Regions from separate parts of the Homo sapiens genome. Here region 2 is linked to region 1. A link is an interaction called in ENCODE POLR2A ChIA-PET data of the cell type or tissue named here. Cell type or tissue: PC-9. All regions are shown on one strand. Each heading gives the region's core, and the rest is flanking DNA. Links, peaks and the distances in the headings are about the cores only.

Region 1 (2,914 bases), core at 111-2,610:
TTTTTTTTGCATGCCTCATAGTCTTTGATTGGATGCCACACTTTGTGAATTTTACCTTCTTAGGTGCTAGATATGCATTCTTATATATACTCTTGATCTTTGTTTAGGGATGCAGTCCAGTGACATGGAAGTAGTTTGATCCTTATGGGTCTTGCTTTGTAATTTGTTAGGCAGGTCTGGAGTGGTGCTCAGTCTAGGGCAAATTATTCCCCAGTGCTGATATTCCTGAGTGCTCCACCATGCCTTATGAATTATGAGTTTTTCAGCCTGGCTGATTGAACTCACACTGTTCCCAGTGTGCGTACTGAGGACTCTTCTCTCTAATGTGAGTGTGTGTTTTTTTTTTTCCTTGAGACAGTCTTGTTCTGTCACTCAGGCTGGAGTGCAGTGATATGATCTCAGCTCACTGCAACCTCTGTCTCTCGGGTTCAAGTGATTCTCCTGCCTCAGCCTCCCGAACACCTGGGATTACAGGCATGCACCACCACACCTGGCTAATTTTTTGTATTTTTAGTAGAGATGGGTTTTCGCCATGTTGGCCAGGCTGGTCTCGAACTCCTGACCTCAGGTGATCCACCCGCCTTAGACTCCCAAAGTGCTGGGATTACAGGCATGAGCCACCGCACCCAGCCCCCTCTCATCTTTTCAGATGGTTCTAGAAGAGGGCTCTCCTCTCTCTCTCCAGATATCCAGCGTTCTCTGTGCAGCTCTCTCCTCTCTGGAGCTCTGTGCTGCAAATGTTAGCTGCCTTGGTCACCCCAAGTCCTCAGCCCTGTCTTTGAACTCCATAACCCCCTGGGTTCTGCCTTGATTGTCCTTCCCTACATAGCATGGAAAGTCTTTCAAAGCAGTAGATCTCACCTTGTTTTCTGTCTCTCAGGATCACTGTCTTTCATTGCCTGAAGTTCAGAGTTTGGAAAGCCATGGTTTTGTGTATTGCTCCCATTTTTCTGCTTTGGTTATGTCTGACGGGAGAGTAAATCTGGTCCCTGTTAATCCATCGGGATTGGAAGTGTAATTCTCCATTAATAGTTTAAATATGGGTTTTCCCACTTGAGTTTAAGCTGCTGGGGAGGTAGGGTCTTGTTAACACTGAATCATCAGTGTCCGTATTCTCAAGCACTCCATAAATATTTGTTGAATGAATGAACAAATAAGATAAACCAATTTGCTTTGAGGAGGAAATGAAATCTCATCTATTAATCTCAGTAGCATCATTAATTTCAAGAAAGGGTATGATGCTTTTTACTTAGGGTTTGTGAAGGTTGTGAATGTTTGTACTTTTCCAGGTTGTATTAACATGATCCTGGGGTGACTACGGCACTTAAAATGCTTGTGAACTCCTGAACACTATAACTGCTTTGTTGGAATGTGTTCACAAGACTTCTCTCAGCTTCCCTGGAGAGCTTCCAAATCCTTATGACCATTGAAAATGCATTTCTTCTCACTAGTACATTATCTGAAGCCAGTTTGAAAAAGTATTATCTGTAACTCCCCTCATTTACTTCCACTGAAGTCAAGCCAGTTAAGCAAATCCTCTCGTCTAAAAATTTAACGCCATGGAAGTTTTCTTCCTTCCATCAATTTTTGTTCTTAGGAATCTTGACAGGATCTACTTCAGTGAGACTTGTCTTGGGTAGAAAAACCTGTTATTCCCTTCCTCAAAGAATGAGCAAACATGATCCTTCCCGGACATCCTCAAAGCCAGGCAGCTCATTAAACAACCCTCATGAGTATTAAAGACAACGTGAGTGAGCTCCTTAATTTCAGAGTCCGTGTCGGCAGTGTTTCTCCTACCCTTTCTTTGTTCATGGAGGTTGAAGCTTTGTTATATCACGTTACTCTGTCTTTGTTTAAGATGGGCTGAGAACACTATACTACACTAGCTCAGTAACCCAAAACACCTCCAGAGGTGCTGCCTTTCATTTATTTTTTTAAACTAGACAACCTGCCAGGCAACTTTAGGGATCTCCTATAACCATATGGGTTTCCCAAAACTCCTAGATGATGGGAGAAAAAAATAAGTTGGGGCAAGAATAGGGAAGAGACCCAGTGACTGCCTAGTCGCAGCTCAGTGGGAAAAACCAAGACTTTGCAGTTGACAAGAGGCAGCCTCCAATTCAACCCAGCTCCACTGTAGCTGGCTCACGAGGGGGGGACTCCAAACGACACCTTTCCCTTCATCTTAGAAACGGGGCTGGGCGCGATGGCTCATGTCTGTAATCTCAGCACTTTGGGAGGCCGAGGCAGACAGATCACTTGAGGTCAGGAGTTCGAGACCAGCCTGGCCAACATGGTGAAACCCTGTGTCTACTAAAAATACAAACAACTTACCTGGGGGTGGTGGCGGGCCCGTGTAATCCCAGCTACTCGAGGCTGAGGCAGGAGAATCACTTGAACCTGGGAGGCGGAGATTGCAGTGAGCCGAGATTGTGCCACTGCACTCCAGCCTGGGCGACAGAGTGAGGCTCTGTCTCAAAGGAAAAAAAAAAAAAAGGAATAGATGAGATCAGGCGCGTTCAGGGTGGTATGGCCGTAGACAGAAATGGAAATAGAACTGCTTTTATTGCTGGCCTTCCAGTGCTAGGAGACTGTATGTTCAAAGCACTTTTATAAACTGGAAAGTGTTAAACCAACGTAAGGGTTTATTATTATTGTCTGACTTCCCAGAGCTGAACAGGGCTCTATTTAGCTACCTAACAACAGGTCGCTGGGGGAGCCGGCACTGTGAAAATGAGTCAGCCCTGTTAATCTCTACAGAGGCCGGCTAGTGGTAAAAGTCTACACAGTTCAGCAGATTAGATAGAAATATTAATTATGCCAATGAATCACAGCACTGCCTCATCTTCTAGGCTTGCATTATCATTGACCTATTTTTCTATGTTCTGTCTCTCTTGTCCCATTATCCTTGAAG
Region 2 (2,914 bases), core at 179-2,678, 690 kb after region 1:
CACCCACATTAAAACAACTTTAACTTCAACCTAGTCAAAGTATATGGGCTTCCCAATCAGGCAGATTCACGGTTTCATTCTACTCCACCAGATATTAGCTGTGTGTGGATGTTAGTCTCTGGGCTTTGTTTCTAAAATGTATGTAATAATGCACCAGGTTCTAAAATCCGGTGAGAATTCTGTGAGATTATGCATGCAAAGTGCTGAGCATGGGGCCTGGCTCATAGAAAGTATCAAATAAGTGGTAGACAAGTTGTCATTTTCACTTGTGGTTGATAATTTCCACTTTTGCCTTTCTGCAGCCCAGAGACAGAAGCAGATAATGCAAGTGTCATCTACATCTGGCAAAAGCCAAAGGTTTGGAAGATGGAAAAAGGAATCCAGGCAAAAAGGAGCCCAAGATTGAAGTGAATGACCAGGTGCACCAGTTCAAATGCAATCAGGAGGGACAGGGGTAGAGGGAGAAGCCTAGAGCAGCGCTTCTCAAACTGACTATTCAAGTCACCTGGAGATCTTGGTGAAATGCAGACTCTGGTGCAGTAGGTCCTGGCGGGAACTTGAAATTCTGCATTTTGACCAAGGTCCAAGGTGAATGTCCAGTGCTGTTGTCCTTGGCCTGCAGCAGGAGGAGCAGGGATCTAAGACTTGGAGAGCAAATGTCAAGCTCAGAAGAAAGACTGGAAGTTTGGGGACAAAACCCAAATATGGCTAAAGAAAGCCTGTAGGTAAGCTTTGAGTTGTATTTTCCATCGCATCTGAAGCTGTGCTGGCCAACATGGTAGTCACTGGCCCTGTGTGGCTATGGGCTAGTCCTAATGGACATGTGCTCTAACATGTAAAATACACACTGGATTTTCAATACTTGGTACCAAGAAAATAATGTAAAATATCTCAATACTTTAAAAACATTATTGCATGTTGAAATAATATTTTAGATATATTGGGCTAAATAAAATATACCCATATTACTGAAATTAACATCACCTGTTTCTTTTTACCTTTTCTTTTTTATTTTATTTTTATTTTTATTTTTTTGAGGCGAAGTTTTTGCTCTTGTTGCCCAGGCTGGAGCGCAATGACATGATCTCAGCTCACTGCAACCTCCGCCTCCCGGGTTCAAGCAATTCTCCTGCCTCAGCCTCCCGAGTAGCTGGGATTACAGGCGACTGCCACCACGCCCAGCTAATTTTTTGTATATTTAGTAAAGATGCAGTTTCACCATGTGGACCAGGCTGGTCTTGAACTTCTGACCTCAGATGATCCACCCGCCTCAGCCTCCCAAAGTGCTGGGATTACAGGCATGAGCCACCACGCCCAGCCTACCTTTTCTTTTTAATATAGCTACTAAAAAAATTAAAATTACATTTGTGGCTTATGTTAAATTGAGCAGCACTAGTCTAGAAAGGGTTTCTCTCTCTCGCCTTCTCTGAGCTTCTGCCCAAAACCCCACTCTCAGCAATTCCTGTAGTGTCCCAGGGAAAACTCTAGAGAGGTTTATTGCTCTGAAGGGGAGACAGGCAGGACTGTGCGAGGGAGCTGTTTGGGAGGAACAAGGTAGAAACATGCCAAGTCATTCTCTGCAACAGAAGAGCCATAGCCATGGGGCCGGCTGGGAGGCCTGGATCCTGGAGATGCCAGCCTGCCATGCTCCAGTGCCTTCTGTCTGGGCCTCGTCAGTCCTTTCTCATGTTCTCCTTCCTATCCTGGGCGACAGGTAATTAGCAGGGCCAGCTGGCAGCCTCCACCGGGCACTGCCGCCAGAGAGCCGGCAGCCGGCCTGCAATTACTGTAATCCTGGCTTGGCCTCCAAAGAGAGCTCTATTCAGCAATCCCTCTGCAAATTGGCTTGAGGTGATGGGGCTTGTAATCTGTACATTCTCTGGGTGCCTCCTGGCAATGAAAGGCCTACAGAAGAAAGTCTCCAGTGTGCCTACCTGCAGCAGACTTCCTTTGGTAAATAACTGGGCAGCTGGGACTAAGTCTTTGCCTGTTGGTGGCATGGAGGGGTGATATTTGAAATGTCTCACCCAAGCCATATATTCCCAACGGTTTTTTTTTTTATGTGTTCCCAGTATCTCCTCTTTCCAGAAAGCGTTTCCCAGGACGAGCAGCCAGTCCTTCTAACTCCAGGAAGCTTGTACAGGGCAGATCCCAGGCACCTCTGAAATGTGTTAAGAATAACTCTAGAAAATCCATGAACTTTAGTTCCATGAAGGTAGTCTGGCCCTAGAAGGGAATGAGAAGAAAGGCTACTTTATGAAATGGAAACTGTCGGCAAAGACAGGTGGTAGCAAGTGCAAGGCATGCTGGGCTGAACAGACAAAGGATGTGCAAAGAGACTGCAGAAAGGTCCTTATTTTCACTGGGCTAACCCTTTAGCCTCTCAAGCTTCAGTTTTCCCATATGCAACACGGGCATAATAGTAGCATGTATTTCACAGGGCTGCTGTGAGAATTAAATGAGACTTTCTGTGTAAAGGGTTTAACATGGCAAGCACCCAACAAATATGAGCATTAAAAGCTAAGTAAAGTAACATATAAGGGAATGAACCTGAAGAAGCTAGACAGATGGAATGCATGTAGACCTAGCCTGAGAGAAACTTCCAAATTGGAGCACTGAGATTTAGATGGGGCGGGGGTAGGGAGGGGTCTTTTTAAAGGAACAGTCTCTCCTTTTTAGGAGAGGAGTGAGAAAAGGTTCTCTTGGAGGCTTAGTGGGTGAAGAACCCTCACTGCCGGCACAGCAGTCTGTGGTGTGGTTTGGGGCCCAGTGACATCATTTGTAAGGTCCAGTGCAAAATAAAAACACAGGACCCCTTGTTCATAAATCAGGATAAAGGTGCAATCAAAGGAACTGAAATAGAAAACTTTGTCCACTCTTCTACTGTCTGTCTCTTTGTCTCTTGTTCCTTTTC

The links. Peaks named below come from ENCODE experiments on the same cell type or tissue, not always from the same donor. Only the 100,000 strongest peaks of a DNase experiment are listed, where the experiment ranks them.
Region 2: POLR2A ChIA-PET joins it to region 1 with 6 read pairs; 2 of 35 experiments call an interaction of 5 or more read pairs at or near these places.

What each region holds. Positions count from the first base shown.
Region 1 is chr3:72,745,424-72,748,337 of GRCh38, reverse strand. It overlaps a transcript of SHQ1 not described here. Among named protein-coding and RNA genes, the nearest start is that of SHQ1, 100 kb to the left of the region's middle. In PC-9, for the core only: no CTCF peak of the experiment used is centred there; a DNase peak (open chromatin) is centred at 1,657.
Region 2 is chr3:72,057,498-72,060,411 of GRCh38, reverse strand. LINC00877 (long intergenic non-protein coding RNA 877) reads left to right here. Exons shown (of 7, transcript NR_104116.1): 5 at 303-725. Among named protein-coding and RNA genes, the nearest start is that of LINC00877, 42 kb to the left of the region's middle. In PC-9, for the core only: no CTCF peak of the experiment used is centred there; no DNase peak of the experiment used is centred there.